Linked DNA regions of Homo sapiens: region 1 is linked to region 2. Evidence: chromatin loops called from intact Hi-C (ENCODE). Cell type or tissue: OCI-LY7. All regions are shown on one strand. Each heading gives the region's core, and the rest is flanking DNA. Links, peaks and the distances in the headings are about the cores only.

What was found. Peaks named below come from ENCODE experiments on the same cell type or tissue, not always from the same donor. Only the 100,000 strongest peaks of a DNase experiment are listed, where the experiment ranks them.
Region 1: it touches region 2 in a loop (3-fold over the local background); 18 of 110 quality-filtered maps call a loop at or near these places.

The regions. Positions count from the first base shown.
Region 1 is chr22:45,172,595-45,182,826 of GRCh38, forward strand. NUP50 (nucleoporin 50) reads left to right here. Exons shown (of 8, transcript NM_007172.4): 4 at 3,300-3,486; 5 at 5,644-6,306; 6 at 8,692-8,773. LOC105373064 (a long non-coding RNA gene) reads right to left here. Exons shown (of 4, transcript NR_146602.1): 4 at 3,648-3,788. Among named protein-coding and RNA genes, the nearest start is that of NUP50, 14 kb to the left of the region's middle. In OCI-LY7, for the core only: no CTCF peak of the experiment used is centred there; no DNase peak of the experiment used is centred there.
Region 2 is chr22:45,259,579-45,268,637 of GRCh38, forward strand. No RefSeq gene overlaps it. Among named protein-coding and RNA genes, the nearest start is that of UPK3A, 21 kb to the right of the region's middle. RefSeq lists enhancers at 3,772-3,821, 3,832-4,667, 4,092-4,281. In OCI-LY7, for the core only: a CTCF peak has its summit at 4,418; DNase peaks (open chromatin) are centred at 2,033, 3,463, 3,963, 4,373 and 1 weaker place; H3K4me3 peaks cover 3,055 bases; H3K27ac peaks cover 3,582 bases.

The sequences.
Region 1 (10,232 bases), core at 1,201-9,200, 87 kb before region 2:
CCCTTTTATTTCCAAAAAAAAAGGATAGGAAAGGTGTATCATTCACACTTTGAGAAGCAATGAAAAGAAATTGTTATTACAAAAATATTCATTACATTGCCAAAGTTTTGATCATAAAATGTATTAAAGTTTGAAAACGTAAGGAAGGGAGCCAGGTAGGTGGCAGTGGTGGGGAGGCAGTCAGTAAGACGTTTACAACAGCCAGTCACTCAGAGCGTCTCATAAATGGTGGTATGTGTTAATGGGAAAACAATTCAAATTATAAAAATAAAGTATTCGCAATTTTCCTAAAATATATTACTGTATATACCAATATAGTGTAATTCGAGGCAGAGATACGTAATCCTACATGAAATCGATTCTCAGGTGGTTCTGGGTAGTCTTGAACGTCTTTAGGATGCCATGGCTAATGTCATAAGTGTGTGCTCTTTCTCTGCTCCATTGCATGCTTCAGATGCATGAGAGGAGCTTCATTTCCTGACGTTGTAAAAGCTCTTTCATGTAGAATTCAGGTTAACGGGTTGCACTGCCAAGAAAGGAAGTAGGTACAGAGGAAGCATATCTCAGATCCAAGCTAGAGATTAGGTCTTGTGTTTTGTAATTAATTAATTATATTTTGCTTAAAAATTGTATTTCTTATTTGACAAAAATTATATACTTATGGTGTACAACATGGTCTTATTTTCAGATGCATAATACATTTCTACCTGCCTGTTGTACAGTAAACCTCTTGAACTTCAGGTGTTTTTTTTTTTTTTTTGTCTGGTTTGATTTTATGAATTGCCTTGACTGGTGACTAGGTGGTAGACGTAGGTGTTGAGCTGAGTGATATTTGATGGCTCTTTCACTGGGAAGATACATGGGGGGAGGGACAGTTTAATTAAGGAGGAAATGGTTGGTCTTGGAAATGCTGTATTTGAAAGGCCTTGGTACACTCAAGTGGAGTGCCCTGGAAGACCACTAGGTATACAACAGGAATTATGGCAAGGATGGGCACAGCTCCGGCAGCTTTCGTCATGTGGGGGATTGAGGCCATGGGAATGGGCGACAGGAGGCATGCAGGTGGAGGGTCCTACGAGGAGTGAGAAACAAAGCTCACTGCAGAAGCCAAGGGAAGCCATTCTGAAGGAGGGGCAGTCACCTGTGCAACCGAAGGAAGTTCAAGAGGTAGAAATAGTACAGACCATAATCTACAACTTAAGCTGAAGGGATGAGGGAAGGAGAGGGCAGGAGCCCTTGGGCAACTAAGGGAAATTAAGTGTAGGTGGATAATAGAAATCCACAGATAATTTTAGCTGTAACTCTTAGCCTGAAGTTTTCATATATTAGGACAATTAAATGTCATGTCACCCACCAGAATGCTGAAATGCGGCTTTTCCTAAATAGTGGATTCAGTAGATCTGCTAAGCACTGGAGATGTATTGGTGAGTAAAAAAGACCAAAATCATCTTGCCCTATGGAAGAGAACAAATACATAGTATTAATTTTTCCTCTGTAAGTGCCATGGGGAACAGTAAAACCAATGAGGGAAATTGAGGGATGTGGGGCTGTGTCAGTGCCCATGGAGGAGCCCACATGGGTATTTTCCCTTTTTTTTTTTTTTTTGAGACAGGGTCTTTGTCGCCCAGGGTGGAGTGCGGTGGCACAATCTTGACTCTCTGCAACCGCCGCCTCCTGAGCTGAAGCAATCCTCCTGCCTCAGCCTCCTGAGTAGCTGGGACTACAGGCATGCGCCACCACACCCAGCTAATTTTTGCATTTTTGTAGACAGGGGGTCTCACTCTGTTGCCCAGGGTGGTTTCAAACTCCTGGGCTCAAGTGACCTGAATGTCTCGGCCTCCCAAAGTACTGGTATTATAGGCATGAGCCACCACACCTGGCCCCTTGATGAATATCTTAATCAACTTTTACTCTCATTTTTCTGAATATCTTTTTTTTGTTTAACTTGTGGTTCTTGAATTTTTGTTGTGATTCTAGAGCCAATTTACTATCAGCAATTTCTAAAATCCCTACAAGTGACTTTTAACTTTGTGCAAAATCGGAGGCTCTGAAAAGCCACTTAATGGCTTTATAGTTTGTCCATGAATCATTGTTTTAAAATGACAGCTATCAGTGTGGCGGGTTTGGAATTTTAAATGATGAAAAATCAAATGTAGAGCAACAGAATCTAAGCTCTGTTTATTATGTGCATTAAAACTCATACAAGTTACAATTTTCCATTCTTTGCCTCATTTTATTGCCTTAAATATATCAGTGGTCAGTAAACATCTGAAATTCTGTAGATGAGATTGAAACTTTGGTTTTGGAAAAACATGCAGTAATATTTAGGCTGACTGGCCCATTTAGTAAATGAAGGGGTTCCAGTTTAATTTTTTTTTTTTTCTGGTGAAATCATGGTTATAATTCACTCATGTGGAAACTTAAGATTTGTGAACTGTCTCTTAGATGTTCGGTCTAAGAAGCAGATCACTTCCTATAATGTAATCACTTCTTCGAACAACAACAAAAAAGGGCTTCTAAAAATTGTGGTGAGTTTATTTAGCAAAGCACTATAAACCGAGGAACCTTTCTCCAAAAGTTCCAGGGGCAGAGAGGAGCTTTAGAATTCATACGGAATGCCACACATTTCCAGAGCATCTTAGGTTAGAGATGTGAGCAGGCTAGCACAAAGGGAAAAGGCCTACTAGAAAAACCTTGTTAAAACAATCGAGTTTAAGGAAGCAGTGAGGAAAAGGAGAGTAAGAAGTTGTCCCGGGTTGTTCAGCTAACAGGAACATGTAGATTTGAGACTCGATCATCTAAGTTTTTGTAGGCTGAAAGCAGTTGCAAGCCACAGATGTTAAGAAATTAGGCAAATGGATATTTTTAGTTAACCTACCTTGATGTTTTTATCATTTCTTTAGGCAGTAAATGGTCTTTGACTGAGTAGTACATGAAGTATCTTTCATTTGGGATTTAGTTTTATTGAGCCGCTTCAGTAATTCTGAGGCTGGGTGGTGGGTACATAGGTTTATTGCATTAGTCTTTCTTACCTTTTATGTCCTAAAAATACACATAATATATTTTTTAAATGTCCTTCCTGCCTGTTTCAGGAAAGCAGCTTTGGGTTGCAAAGCTGTTCTTATGAATACAATCTTCCCATCTCATTTCTTATTTCTGCTTGTGCCAGCAGTTTGCCTTATAACGCTGACTGCATGTGGAGTCTAGGTGCTGTTTAGCCAAGATGCTGTTGTCACTCACTTGCTTTTTGGTAATAGAAAGTACACTTACCTAATGTGTGCTCCTCCTTCATACTTCAGTCTGACACTGGAGGAGCCTTTAAAGGTTTTAAAGGTTTGGTGGTACCTTCTGGAGGAGGACGCTTTTCTGGATTTGGTAGTGGCGCTGGAGGGAAGCCTTTGGAAGGACTGTCGAATGGAAACAACATAACCAGTGCCCCTCCCTTCGCCAGTGCAAAGGCAGCGGCAGATCCCAAGGTAGCCTTTGGTAAGTAGCTCCCATCCCCCAGCCGCCTGTGTAAGTATCATCTATGGAAAATAGCTTTACAAAGATGTTTTTCTTATAGCTACCCTGTGTCTTGGAACTGTGTGAGCAAAACCAGGGTGATAATGAAAGAGATGGAACTTAGGGAGGTGTCGGTTACTTACAGAGTAAGTGGGTAGAGCACAGGCTTTTGATCCAAAACATCTCAGCTTTGTTCTCAGCTCTGCTGGCTACCAGTTGTGTGACCCTGGCCTCTAGGCCTCAGAATGTTCAATTTTGAAAGGAGAGTGGCCCTCAGAATTGACCTAGAGTCGAGAGAGAAAAGAAAATGCTATGTAGACCCTTTGTGTGCCAAGGGCTTTCTGTGTGCCTCGCACCAAACTGGCTACTGGGAACTCAGATGCGGTTCTCCGTGGCCAGGGTGCCTCCCACGCTAGGTTTGTTTGGGTATGGGATGTGTTGATTGCCTGATCCTGTTTTGAGGGAGTCAGTCAAAAACTCTTGGAATTAGCAACAGAGAATAGGATCACGGGTTAAAAGCTTGGAAATGATCCTGACTGGTTGGGTTGTATTTAGCTGATTATTCTGAGAGTATATACTGTTTGATTTTAATTTGGCAGAATGTTTAGTGTGATGTAAAATAAGTGTTCTCTGTTAAGTTTTGTTGTTGTTGTTGTTTTTTCTAAGTTGGAGTCTTGCTCTGTCACCAGGATGGAATGCAGTGGCGCGACCTCTGCTCACTGCAGCCTCCGCCTCTGGGTTTAAGCGATTCTCCTGCCTCAGCCTCCCGAGTAGCTGGGACTACAGGCATGCACCACCATGCCCAGCTAATTTTTGTAATTTTAGTAGAGACGGGGTTTCACCATGTTGGCCAGGATGGTCTTGATCTCTTGACCTTGTGATCCACCTGCCTTGGCCTCCCAAAGTGCTGGGATTACATCCGCGAGCCACTGTGCCCGGCCTCTGTTAAGATTTTTAACTACAGCCATCCCCTAGTATCCTGGGGATTGGTTTCAGCACCCCCTTGGATGTTCAAGTCCCATAGTCAGACCAGCATAACTCTTAGATAGGAAAAGTGAGTGTTCGTATCCACTGGTTTCTCATCCCCAGAGTACTGCATTGAGACAGGGTCTCGCTCTGTCACCTAGGCTGGAGTGTATTGGTGTGGTCTTGGCTCACTGCAGCCACAACCTCCCGAGCTCAAGTGATCCTCCCCCATCAGCCTCCCCAGTAGCTGGGATTATAGGTACACACCACCACACTCAGCTAATTTTTACATTTTTTGTAGAGATGGGGTTTTGCCATGTTGCCCAGGCTGGTCTCAAACTCCTGAGCTCAAGCGATTTGCCCACCTCAGCCTCCCAAAGTGTTGGGATTACATGCGTGAGCCACCACACCTGGCTGAGGACTGCATTTCACAGGTGTAGAACCTGCAGGTACAGAGGGGCGACTGTACTTTAATACTGTTCATCCCAACAACCTTGGGGATTAAGTGTTAATGCTGACCTGCTGTTCTAACAGTGCTGTTTGAAATAGGCATCCTTTTGTCTACTGCCACACCACCCTCGACGCGCCCGATCACATCTCAGATAGGCGTCCTTTTGAAGGAAAAGATTATTTTTAAAATGTGTAGAGCAAGCATATGGTGGTTAGTGTTCTTGTATAAACTTTGACTTGATCTTTATTCATCGGCTTTACTGATAACTGGTTACTAAATTCTACTCCTTGAACACATACTTTTTGAGCGGTCACAAAAATAGGGCACAGTAGGTCGGGCGCAGTGGCTCACGCTTGTAATCCCAGCACTTTGGGAGTCCGAGGCGGGCAGATCATGAGGTCAGGAGTTCAAGACCAGCCTGGCCAACATGACGAAACCCCATCTCTACTAAAATACAAAAATTAGCCGGGTGTGGTGGCGGGTGCCCGTAATCCCACCTACTCGGGAGGTTGAGGCAGGAGAATCGCTTGAACCTGGGAGGCAGAGGTTGCAGTGAGCCAAGATCGTGCCACGGCACTCCAGCCTGGGTGACAGAGCAAGACTGTCTTGGTGTGGGGGGAGATACAGTAAAAGCAGAAAGTATGAAGGCAGAGTGGCAAAAAAATCTAGATGATTTAATCAAATTAGGCTAAATAAATGGTTCAATTATTAACTTTCTATAGGTTCTCTTGCTGCAAATGGCCCTACCACCTTGGTTGATAAAGTTTCAAATCCCAAAACTAATGGGGACAGTCAGCAGCCCTCCTCCTCTGGCCTTGCTTCCAGTAAAGCTTGTGTCGGAAATGCCTATCACAAGCAGTTGGCCGCCTTGAACTGCTCCGTGCGGGATTGGATAGTGAAGCACGTGAATACAAACCCCCTCTGTGATCTGACACCTATCTTTAAAGACTATGAGAAATATTTAGCAAACATTGAACAGCAACACGGGAACAGTGGCAGGAATTCTGAAAGTGAATCTAACAAAGTGGCAGCTGAAACACAGTCTCCTTCCCTTTTTGGCTCAACAAAATTACAGCAAGAGTCAACGTTTTTGTTTCATGGCAACAAAACTGAAGATACACCTGACAAGAAGATGGAGGTGGCATCTGAAAAGAAAACGGACCCATCATCACTAGGAGCGACAAGTGCCTCATTTAATTTCGGCAAGAAAGTTGATAGCTCTGTTTTGGGCTCATTAAGCTCTGTCCCCCTGACTGGATTTTCTTTCTCCCCTGGAAACTCCAGTTTATTTGGCAAAGATACTACCCAGAGTAAACCAGTCTCTTCACCATTTCCCACTAAACCATTGGAGGGCCAAGCAGAAGGTGACAGTGGTGAATGCAAAGGTAAGTACCAGCTTTGTCGTTGAGTCGAGGTTTGCATAAGATTCTTGTTTCTTGGGAAACCCAGAGACTTTGATTCCAAATATGAGTCTGGATTCACATTGAGACGTTGTTCTCTCCATGTGTGATCTCAGACAGAGCTAATCAGCTTCTCTGAGTTTCAGATTCCTGCTTTATAAAAGAGTAAGACTTTTGTAGGGTTGTTTATAAGGATTAAAAATAAAATGAATTTGAAAACACCTGACTTTGAAAAGTCTCAAACACACATGGTTTAGCATATAAAAAACAAGTGAATTAAAGACGTTTTTTGAAAATTGTGTTTTTGGAAAAGTTCATCAAGTTCATCATGAATGTCCCCTGAATTGATTTGTACTTAGGAGATCTCACTGTAAATAAAGTCATGTGGCAAAACAGTACTTGACTATACATTACAAATGTAGACTTTTCATAGCCATAGAGAAGAAATCAACATTGTTTTCCTCCTGTGGGTTTGGAGGCGCCTCCTTTCCAGAGCGTGGCAGTGGTGTCTAAGTGATGTTTCCTGTGTGTATCGTCAGTGCCCCAGACAAGGCACAAGGTCTGGGCCCTCCAGACCTCTGTTGTTAGCTTAAAAAGTGGGGTGATGTCATGATGCTGCTTCCTCACATGGTGGTTGTGAACAGGTGATGTCTGTGAAGACACCTACTTCTAAGCAGTTGAAAGTGAGGCCAGGTGAGGTGGCCCACACCTGTAATCCCAGCACTTCGGGAGGCCAAAGTGGAAGGCTCACCTGAGGCCAGGAGTTTGAGACCAGCCTGGGCAACATAGCAAGACCCCATCTCTACAAAAATTTTTAAAAATTAGCCAGGCCAGGTGGTGGGCGCCTGTAGTCACAGCTACTCTAGAGGCTGAGGTGGGAGTATCTCGAGCTCAGAAGTTCAAGGTTGCCATGAGCCGTGGTTGCATCACTGCACTCCAGCCTGGGCAGCACAGACCTTGCCTCAACAAAAGAAAAAGTGTACTTCTCAGACATATGGACATACTGATCCTTGAGGAAGAAAACTGCATTTGCCAATTTGCCTCTGAAATATTACGGTTTTCTATCAGGAGTCTAGACTTCCATTACTGTTTTGCCTTGCCCTGCTTTCAAGTATATCCTCAGGCACGGGCCCTCTGGGCACAGGGTGAAATAAGGGTCTCCCCTTTTCTTTCTTCTCTGCCTCCCATAAATAAAACAAATGGGGAGTCTTTCCTGAGGCAGGCACTGGGGATTTGAATCGAGTCCCAGTGGAGGCAGGATGCCCCTCAGTGAGCGCCTGTTCCTTGTCCCTTGGTTATCACAGTTTAAGCATCAGAAGACTCGGGAGATTGGAGGGATAAGACGGACAGTCGTGTGACCTAATCATCTGAGCATCACAGTTGTTTTTCTTAGAATTGCTTTTTGGTGAGTTTTTATGCAACTGCCGTTCTCTTTAAGAGGATCCTTTTATATATGTGGGGTTTTTTATTTTTTTGAGACAGGGTCTCGTTCTGTCACCCAGGCTAGTAGTGCAGTGACGCAATCATAGCTCACTACAGCCTCTACCTCCTGGGGTGAAGCAATCCTCCCACTTCAGTCTGCCAAGTAGCTGGGTCCACAGGCACGTACCGCCACACCTGGTTAACTTTTTTATTTTTTGTAGAGATGGGGGGCGTCTCACCATGTTGACCAGACTGGTGTTGAACTCCTGGGCTCAAGCGATCTTCCTGCCTTGGCCCTGCAGCGTGCTGGGATTACAGGCGTGAGCCACTGTACACAGCCTAATACATGTGTTTAAATGATGGCCTAGGTCTCCCGTGTTTGGGAGACCCCGTTAGTGGGGATACCTTTGGTACCAGAGCAGTGACCCATGTGGCAATTCAGACAAAGCTTAAATTACTTACACTGGGGCTTTGGAATGATTTTTCTGACAACTTGTCCCCTGTTAAAAAAAAAAAAAGTATTTTTCTATCTTTGGCTATTACTGATACTTGTAGATGTAGTCACAGGAATATTCAGGGGTGAAGGTGTTAAAAACTCATCCGAGATGGAATTTTCCAGTGGGTAATTTGCATATAGAGTGTTGATTTTTTTTTTCTGTCATAAGCATGGAGATTTTTCCATTTTAAGGTTTTCTATATATTGGAAGTTATTTTAGAATTAAGAGGTATGTTCCCATTAAAAGGGATTCTTATTTTTCACAAAATAGTTAAAATCCTGCAGGTACTCCCTTCTGGCATCCCCCCCCCCCCCCATTAAGTGTGCATTTTAGTCTGTCAGTTTACATGGAGTGCTCCGGTGGAGGTTTAGGGTGTTACGTAACAAAACTTCAGTCACTTCTTTAAGCTCTGGATTGGAATCTTACTGAATTATTGTCATTTTTATAAAAGGTGGAGATGAAGAAGAGAATGATGAGCCACCCAAAGTAGTAGTTACCGAAGTAAAAGAAGAAGATGCTTTTTACTCCAAAAAGTAAGAATCCCCACAACCTGCTGGCGCATGTGTTTTGCAGGCATGGTGGCATGCTTCAGGCTGGAGAATGTCCTCACGGCACTTGACTGAGCTTCCAGTCTCGGGGTCAAGCTTTGCCTGCTCTCAAGTGGAACAGGAAAGAATTCTTGGCCAGTTTATTTAAAAATCCAGTTCTAGAAATGTCCTGGTGGGCAGGTCTCACTCTTTTCTGTCACTTTAGCTCTTTTAAAGTGCTTTAGAGACAGGATCTTCCATGATCTTCCCAACCCCATCCCATCCCATCCCATTCCATCCCGTCTTCTCTCCCTGTGTCTTTCTCCCTCCCCTTCCTCCTCCCCAACAAAGAAATCGCAGAGTCAGTCAGTGATTTCAGGTTTGGCCTCAGAAGGCATCTCTCATCCCTTCCTGGAGACTTGGTTGGCCTTTCTGGATTTTCTCATAGTCAAAAAGTTAAGCACAGTAACCGTCCCTTCCTGTTGAGGACTTATAAAAACTTTCATCTTCCTTTCAATTAAATGAGATTAGTTTTTACAAAGATATTTGCTGAAAAAACATCTGTGCCATTTCAGAAGCTTTCAAAGATGTGTTTTTGTAATGCAAAAATTTCCGAATAATGAGCCAGCAGTTTTCCATGAACAGGTCACCACATCCTGTGGGATTCCCAGGTGTTAGTTTCAAGAACTTTTAAAAGAGGCCAACAATTTCTTCTGTGTTTAAATTTCATTACTCACATGACATAAAGGAGTGACCCAACTTTAAGATTTTTTTTTTTTTTAATTAGAATCAAATGAGGCCAGGCATGGTGGCTCATGCCTGTAATCCCAGCACTTTGGGAGGCTGAGACAGGCAGATCACCTGAGGTCAGGAGTTCCAGACAAACCTGGCCAACATGGTGAAATCCCGTCTCTACTAAAAATATGAAAATTAGCCTAATGTGGTGGCGCACGCCTGTAATCCCAGCTGTTTGGGAGGCTGAGGCATGAGAATTGCTTGAACCCTGAGAAGCAGAGGTTGCAGTGAGCCAAGATCATGCCACTGCACTCCAGCCTGGGCCACAGAGTAAGACTGTCTCAAAAGAAATACATAAATCAATACATGAGCCATGGTTTTGTATTAATAACCTCAGGAGATGCATAGCACAGGAGGCTGGGAAGATATTTGATTACTTTGTTATTAGTTAGACCCTACCCAAGAATGTTTTCCAAATTTATTTAAAAATGTTGTGCAATCAAAAACTGAAAGAGCCTTGAGGTTTGTTTTTTTTTTTTTTTTTTTGAGACGGAGTCTCTTTCTGTCACCCAGGCTGGAGTGCAGTGGCACAATCTCGGCTCACTGCAAGCTCCGCCTCCCAGGTTCATGCCATTCTCCTGCCTCAGCCTCCCGAGTAGCTGGGACTACAGGTGCCCGCCACCACGCTCAGCTAATTTTTTGTATTTTTAGTAGAGACGGGGTTTCACCG
Region 2 (9,059 bases), core at 1,060-9,059:
CCTCCTGCCTCATAGCCTTTTGGCTTCTCAACAGGCCATCATCCTTCCAGACACGAGACCTTCTTTGCTGTTTGCTCCTCCTGGAATGTTCTTTGCGCCTTCTCATCCTCCCATCCAGTTCAGCCATCATTTCCCCAGGGCGGCCCCCAGGAATCCCTGAACCAGACCCTACTCCTGTCTTATCTGACTCCTTAGAACCCTGTTCCTGCCCTGAACCCCCTCCTTCCCCTCACAGCACCCAGTTTGATTCGTGGGTGTGACGGCTCTACTACTCTCTCACTCCCCCATGGCCTGCGGCCCTAGGAGTGGAGTGTGTCTGTCTGCTCACCAGTATAGTCCCATACCTGGCCCAGAGCTGACACATAGTAGGTGCTCCATGAACATATGCTGAGTTAGCAAATGCACGAGTGAGCCAGGATGAGGAGGAGAACTGTGTCACTGTACCACCGTCTGAGGGCTTTGCAAGTCGCTGCTGGCAAGAGGGAAGACAATGATAGAACAGCATGGCCCCCAGGGGGACAGGGCCAGCTGTGGGAGAACTGCTGCCCTGGTGGGCATCGGGGGGACAGTAACTATGGGGATCCCTGAGGTCACTGCCCAGAGTTCCCTCTAGGACACCTGGCTTTCCTGGCTGCTGTGGGCCATAGACAGAAAGGACAGGACAGGAGCGACAGAGAGCACTGTCTCTTTAAGAAGCAAGAATGTAGCCGAGCAAGGTGGCTTACGCCTATAATCCCAGCACTTTGGGAGGCCAAGGCAGGTGAATCACTTGAGCCCAGGAGTTCAAGACCAGCCTGGGCAACATGGAAAGACCCCCGTCTCCACAAAAAAAATACAAAAATTAGCCAGGCATGGTGGCACGTGCCTGTGGTTCCAGCTACTCGGGAAGCTGAGCTGGGAGGATTGCTCAAGCCTGGGAGGTTGAGGCTGCAGTGAGCCGTGATCACGCCATTGCACTCCAGCCTGGGCAACAGAGTGAGACCCTGTCTCAAAAAACAAAACAAAACAAAAAGAAGCAGCAAGAATGTGCTCGTTCTCCCTTATAGGTGCTGACTGAAGCTGCACGGGAACCACCAGGTCTAGGATAGAGGCAGGAAGGGCAAAGGTGGGGGGAACACCAGGGGAAGTGAGGGCTACAGGAAGAGGGGCCTTGGGGCTGGGTGCGGTGGCTCACGCCTGTAATTCCAGCACTTTGGGAGGCCGAAGTGGGCGGATCACCTGAGGTCAGGAGTTCAAGACCAGCCTGGCCAACATAGTGAAACCCTGTCTCTCCTAAAAATACAAAAGTTAGCCGGGTGTGGTGGCAGGCACCTGTAATCCCAGCACTTGGGAGGCTGAGGCAGGAGAATCGCTTGAACCCAGGAGGCAGAGGTTGCAGTGAGCCAAGATCGCGCCACGGCACTCCAGCCTGGGTGACAGAGTGAGACTTTGTCTCAAAAAAAAAAAAAAAAAAGAAAGGGGTTGGGGGAGGCTTCAGAACAAGGATGTGGGCTGCAGGCCCGACTTGTCTCCTGGCATGCTCAGCGATAGGCAGGTCCCCACATACCCTGGGCCTCAGTTTCCTCATCAGTAGGAGAAGGGGGCCCCTCATTCCTCCTGGATACTGAGAGCCACGAGGAAGTGGGGAGAGCCACACTCGGGGCTAGAATCCCAGCTCCACCAGCCCCTCGCTGGGTGAAGCGGCTCAGCCTCTGTGAGTCTCAGGTCCCTTCTCAGCAAAGTGGGGGTCATGGGGGCCGTGCTTCCCCATGGGGCTGTGCACACATTCCTTGCGGTCCTGCCTGGAAGCCTCTAGCACTTTCAATACAGGAATGGTTTTCATGGTCCGTTTTCCTTAAGACTCAGCACACAGAGACATCATTCATTCATTCTCCCCTCTTTCATCGTTGCCTGCCTCCTCAGGGTAGGCCCTTGATGGCTGGGTTCTGGGGACACCAAGTGCTCCCCACAGCCTGAGATATCAGTGGTTCATGGCTTGGCAGGCTGCCCTATGATTGAAGAAACAAGGAAGGGACAGGTGTGTGTACAGACGTCAGAGCAGCCAGGTGCAGAGGCAGGTGCGTGTACAGATGTAAGCGGGGTCAGGTGCCGATGTTATGGAATCTTTGGGGTGTCGCTTTTCTGGGCAGAAACCTCTGTGGCCAGTGGCATCTTTGTCTGAGTTTTGCTTGGGCCCACTGGGCTCATTCCGCCCACTTGTCCTGGCAGACTGCACTCGGCTCACACTATCGGCCTGGATCCCACGTCTACCAAGGGAGACTGCGTGGGGTGGTGACGGGTGTGTAAGCACGCGTGAGGTCCGGCCACTGCACAGTCAGACACGCCGGCTGCTGCAGTGGGGCAGGCAGCTCCGGGTGCCAGCATGGGCCCCAGCTCTCTGCGAGGCTACAGCTGGACCAGGCGCACTGCAAGCAGCTTCCACAGCTGGCACTGGGGAACACAGTGGCTCTCAGAAGCTTGGAGATGCCAGAAACCACAGGGACCCAAAGAGGGCATCACAGCCCTGGCTTGGGAGACTCCCCGGTCTGGGCTCCCCAAAGGGCTGCAGCTCTTCCTTCCTTCTCTTCCCCTGCAACGTGGCCAGCAAGGGGCATGTCTCAGCACTGTTTGTGTTATAGCTCTTTTAGCCTTATTCAGTGGGTCCCAAGTTCTTGTCCTCCACTCAGGAAGAATGAGGTACGGAAACAAGAGGGTGAGCAAGACGAAGAGGAGCTTTATTGAGTGACAATAGCTCAGAGGAGGCCCTGGAGAGGGCAGTTCCTCACTACAGCTGGTCATCCGACGTCTGCTCAGCTCTGGCTGAGCCTGGGGCTTCTGTCAGCCTCAGAGAGGGGGAAGTTCATGCTGACTGGTCCATGGGCGGCCATGGGCAGGCCCAGAAAAGGCAACACAAGTTCGCACTCCAGTCCACGGCACTGACAGCCTGGCCCCCAGCCTTCAGGGCCTCCCTGGCCTGAAGGTGGGCCTCACCAGGGACTCACCCCCTTCTGCCCAGAAACCTGTCTGCCTCCTGCTGCCATTCATGGCGCCCAGGCTATAGGTACCAAGGGGCGTCTGCAGGCCACTGCCAAGCTGCCCTCAGTTCCTCCTCAGCTTCATTCCTATGCTCATCAGTGCCCAAAATCTGGAGAGGGCTGAGACGGCAGGGGGCTGGCATGTCAGCACTGCCCTGAGTGTGTGCACACCTGGCTGGGCTGTGACAAAACCCAGGCTCGGCCCCAATTTTGCCCCAAGATCAGAGCAGGTGCCGACAGCAAGGAGAAGCCAGGCAGTGGGAGCAGGCATTTCCAAGCCTGTGAGGGCAGGGGGGCCTTCCAGGGCCCCCAAGAGTGCAGAGATGCCTGGGTCCGCAGTGGCAGTTAGGGCCGGTGCAGCTATGTGGGATGTGGGGCAGGACTCCAGCCTGCTCCGTGGAGCGGGAGGCCCCGGTCTGCAGCTGTGGTTTGGGCGGCTGCAGCTGCACCTGGGAGGGTGGGGTTCCCACCTGCTCCCAGGCTCCGAGAGCACAGGGATGCCTGGGTCCACAGCCGTGGCTTGGGCAGCTGCAGCGGCATGCAGGGAGCTGCCACCCCGACTCAGAATGGGAGAGGCTCCTGCCTGTCCCCAGCTCCTGCCAGTTCCATGGAACATGCAGCCCCAGCCGTGCCTCCCTGCTGCAGCTGGTGTGACAGCAGCAGCCGCTCCAGATGGCCTGCCACTGCCACCACTGAGACAGGTGTGTGTATAGAGGTCCATTTTATTCAGGCTGGCGAAGGAAGGCTTCTCAGGGGAGGTGGCCCTTGGGCTTCCTCCAGATGCTCTGGAGTCCTCAGTGTCTGACTCCGGCAAGTCTTTCTGAAGAACAAGCAAAGCTCTTTCTCTTGCCACCGCCAAAACATTTCCAAGGGACTCTTCAGAAGAGAGTCAGTCTGCACAGCTCCCCTGGGGCCTGGGCGGTGGGGGCAGAGATCTTATCCAACTTCTCAAATGAGATTCTGCAGGCTCCAGTGACTCGCTGGAGGTCACCCAGCTGGTAAGAAGAGGAACTGGAACTTAACCTCAGGGCTTCCACCCCGGCTCCTTCTTCTGCTCCACAAATGCAGCCCAAGCCTTGAGGGCAGTGAATAGGTCAAGGGCCAGGACAGTAGCCTGGAGCCACCCCACGAGGGTGTGGGAACCGAGGGCGGGGTGGCATGGTGAACATGGAGGAGGGAAGCCCCTATTTTTCCTGAATCCCATGCCCTGGGATCCCAGAGCAAGGCTGGCCAGGGCTGACCTTCCTTCTCATTGCAGCATCTGCTCTCAGGGCCAAGGATTGCTCTGATGACAGACTACAGGCAGAGCGAGTGGCCGGCAGGAGCCACGTGCTTCCGGAGCCTCCTGCGGCCACCCCTGCCTCCGCACTCCCCCTACAGTCCACCTCGACACAGCAGCCCAGGCCACGTTTCCAAAGCCAAAGTCAGATCATGCCATTCCTGTTCTCATCTCACACAGAATAAAACCTCAATTCTTGTCTCCGCCTGCAAGTCCCTGTACAATCCGGCGCCTGCTGATCTCATCAAGCTCTCCTGGAACCAAATCACCAGAGCAACACCATGGCAGGGGCCTCCCTCTCAGAGGAGGAGGCATTGACAGGAGATGATCTCAGGGCAGACAGTTCTAGACCAGGACAGAGCTGGAGCTGAGGCCTGAGGCAGCAGGTGCCTAGCCAGGGGCCAGCAAGGAGGTCTGAGTGCTGGAGGTCAATGTTAGAAAATAGTCGGGGCCCAGACCAGGCAGCCCATGAATGGGTTTTTCTTTGGTTCACACAGTATATTACAAAACGGACCCACACATATGTAGTTAACTGAATTTGTTTGTTTGTTTGTTTTTGAGAGAGTCTCTTGCTCTCTTGCCGAGGCTGGAGTCCAATGGTGCAATCTCGGCTCACTGCAACCTCTTGGGTTCAAGTGATTCCCCTGCCTCAGCCTCCCGAGTAGCTGGGACTACAGGCACACACCATACCTGGCTCATTTTTGTAATTTTAGTAGAGACAGGGTTTCACCATGTTGGCCAAGCTGGTCTTGAACTCCTGACCTCAAGTGATCCACCTGCCTTGGCCTCCCAAAGTGCTGGGATTACAGGCGTGAGCCACAGTGCCTGACCAAATTAACTGATTTTTGACCAAAGTGATGAAGCAACTCGGTGGGGAAAGGAAAGTGTTTCCACAAAAAGTGTTGGATCAACTGGACGTCCATATATATATAAAAAAATGAACTTCCACACTTACTTCATACTACATACTAAAATTAATTTGGGGCTGGGTGCAGTGGCTCACACCTGTAATCCCAACACTTTGGGAGGCTGAGGTGGGTGGATCACAAGGTCAGGAGTTTGAGACTAGCCTAACCAACATGGTGAAACCCCATCTCTACTAAACATACAAAAATTAGCCGGGTGTGGTGGCACTCACCTGTAATCCCAGCTACTCAGGAGGCTGAGGCAGGAGAATGGCTTGAACCCAGGAGGTAGAGCTTGCAGTGAGCCAAGATCACACCACTACACTCCAGACTGGGTGACAGAGCGAGACTCCATCTCAAAATAAATAAATAAATAAATAAATTTGGGGGAGTCTATAAAATGGACCACAGACCTAAATGGAAGAGTTAAAACTGTGAAACTTTTACAGGAAAACAGCAGAAAATCTTAGTAACCTTGAGTTAGACAGAGGCTTCTGAAATAGCACACAAAAAGCACAAATTATAAAAGGGATAATTGATAAATTGGACTTTATCCAAATTAAAATTTTTTGGTTTTTGCAAAGCATACATCCAACAAAGGACTTGTATCTCGAACACTTTCTCAGCTTTTTTCCATTCCCTTCCTCATCCAAGGAATATTTTTAGACAATCCTTCCTAATCACCCCCATGGAAATTTAATACACAGGTACCCGTTTATGTATTGTGCGTTTATTGTGCTTTGTACATAAAGAGCACAATTTTTTCATTTCACGAGAACCAATTTTTTCCCATTGGGGGCAATTTTGCCTTCATTGAAAATGCATGATCAGGCCAGACACAGTGGTACACGCCTGTTGTAATCCCAGCGCTTTCAGAGGCAGAGGCAGGCAAATCACTTGAGCTCAGGAGTTTGAGACCAATCTGGACAATATGGTGAAACTCTGTTATCTACAAAAAAGTAAAAAAACTAGCCGGGTGTGGTGGTGCATGCCTGTGGTCCCAGCTACCCAGAAGGCTGTGGTGGGAAGTTCACCCGAGCCCTGGAGGTCGAGGCTGCAATGAGCCACTGCACTCCAGCCCGGGCAACAGAATGAGACCTTGTCAAAAAAAAAAAGAAGAAGAAGAAGAAAATACATGATCTAGAATATTAAAAAAACTCTTATAGTAAACAATAACAACCCATTCTTTTTTTATTTTTAATGGGCAAAAAATTTGAATAAACTTTTCACCAAATAAGATATACAGATGACGAAAATGAAAAGAAGTTCAAAACCATGAGTTCTGGGCGGGCACAGTGGCTCACACCTGTAAGCCCAGCACTTTGGGAGGCCGATGCGGGAGGATCACAAGGTCAGGAGTTTGAGACCAGCCCATCCAACATGGTGAAACCCTGTCTCTACTAAAAATACAAAAATTGGCTGGGCGAAGTGGTTCACGCCTGTAATCCCAGAACTTTGGAAGGCCGAGGCAGGTGGATCACGAGGTCAGGAGTTCGAGACCAGCCTGGCCAAGATGGTGAAACCCTGTCTCTACTAAAAATACAAAAATTAGCTGTGCGCAGTGGCAGGTGCCTGTAATCCCAGCTACTTGGGAGGCTGAGGCAGGAGAATCACTTGAACTCATAAGGCAGAGGTTGCAGTGAGCTGAGATCACGCCACTGCGCTCTAACCTGGGTAACAGAGTGAGACTCCATCTCAAAATAATAATAATAATAATACAGAAATTAGCCTGGTGTAATGCTGCATGCCTATAATCCCAGCTACTCGGGAGGCTGAGGCAGGAGAATCACTTGAACCTAGGAGGCGGAGGTTGCAATGAGCCAAGATTGCGCCATTGCACTCCAGCCAGGGCAACAAGAACAAAACTCTGTCTCAAAAAAAAAAAAAAAAAAAAAAAAAAGATTCCCTAGGGAATGAGATGTTACAGTGAGACACCACTATACATATACCAGAATGGCCAAAATGAAGAAGACTGAACACACTAAGTGTTGGTGAGGATGTGGAGGAACTGGAATTCTCACGCACTGCTGGTGGGAATGTAAATGGATATCCACTGAAAGACAATTTGACAGTTTCTTAAAAAGTTGAACACATGCCTGCCACATGGCCCAGCCATTGTACTCTTAGGTATTTATCCAACTGAAATGAGAGCACATGTCCACATGGAGACTTGAACAGGAAGGTTCATAGCAGCTTTAGAGCTAAAATTTTAAAAGCGCCCATTAACAGGTGAACGGATCAGCTAACTGCATATCCAGTTGCATATCCTACAATTGGATACTACTCGGCAATAAAAAGGAATGAACTATTAATGGCATCTAAGAAAATGGATGAACCCCAAAATAGTTATGCTGAGTGAAAGAAGCCAGACCAAAAAAGAACACATGTTATGATTCCACTTACATGAAATTCTGAAAATCTCAGTCTCATCTATAGTGACAGAAGCAGACCAGTGGTTGCTTGGGGGTGGGATGGGGGTGGGGTGGAGGAGAGGGGAGGGGGGATGAAGAGGGAATGGATTACAAAGGGACAAGGACATACTTTTTCTTTTTCTTTTCTTTTCTTTTTTTTTTTTTTTGAGACGGAGTCTCACTCTGTCACACAGGCTGGAGTGCAGTGGTGCGATCTCGGCTCACTGCAACCTCTGCGTCCGGCGTTCAAGCGATTTTCCTGCCTCAGTCTCCGAAGTAGCTGGGATTACAGGCACCTGCCACCACACCAGCTAATTTTTGTATTTTTAGTAGAGACGGGTTTTCGCCATGTTTGGTCAGGCCGGTTTCAAACTCCTGACCTCAGGTGATCCATCTGCCTCAGCCTCCCAAAGTGCTGGGATTACAGGCGTGAGCCACCGGGCCCCGCCAGGGGCACACTTTTGGGAGTGACGGAAATGGTCATTATCTTACTGTGGTGATGGAGTCACAGAATATACATCTATATTCAAAACTCATCAAATTGTATACTTCAAATATGTGTGATTTATTTTATTTTATTATTTTATTTTGAGACAGGGTCTTGCTTTGCCACCCAGGCTGGAGTTCAGGGGCACTATCATAGCTCACTGTAGCCTTGAACTCCTGGGCTCAAGCAATCTTCCTGCCTCAGCCTCCCGAGTAGCTGGGATTACAGGCACGCGCCACCACACCCAGCTAATCTTTTATTTTTGTGGAGATGAGGTCTCACTATGTTGCCCAGGCTGGTCTTGAACTCCTGGGCTCAAATGATCCTCCCGCCCATGTCCACGCATGGTCCTTCCCTCTGCCGCACACAGAGGAAGGACCTGGGGCAAGAGGATCTGTGGGAGCTGAGTGGGGGAGCCTAGGAGAGAGGGGGTCCGAAAGAGGGGGTGGAAGGGAGAGGATGCATGCCCCGCCACTGCTGGGCTTCCTGTCCCCCTCTCCCTCCCCGCCAGCCTGCAGCCTTCCAACCGCTGCCCCTGCCCCTCCGCTCAGACCTTCCCCGAGCTCCAAAACCGTCCTGGGCTGCCAGGCCCCGCCCCGTCGCCCCCCATCCTCCACCCCCTGCCCCTTGCTGACCTCATCACCCAGCCCTCTCCCCTCCCTCCTCCTGACAGCCGCCGGTGAGGTTCCCTCTGCCTGGAAGATCTTCCCAGTCTCCCCAACCTCCCTCTGTCCCCTCCTCCAGGTCCCCGCACAGTCCCTTCTGGTGAGGCCACCGACGCAAGCCCCGCCTCCACCCGCTCACCCCTCACTCGCCCCCATCCCCGTCACCCGCCCCACTCCCCTCACCCGCTTCCCTCACCCCTCACCCTCCCCTATCTCCCTGGCCCGCCCCCACCCCCCTCACCTCTCACCCGCCCCCACCCCCGTCACTCCTCACCCGCCCCCATCCCCCTCGCCCGCC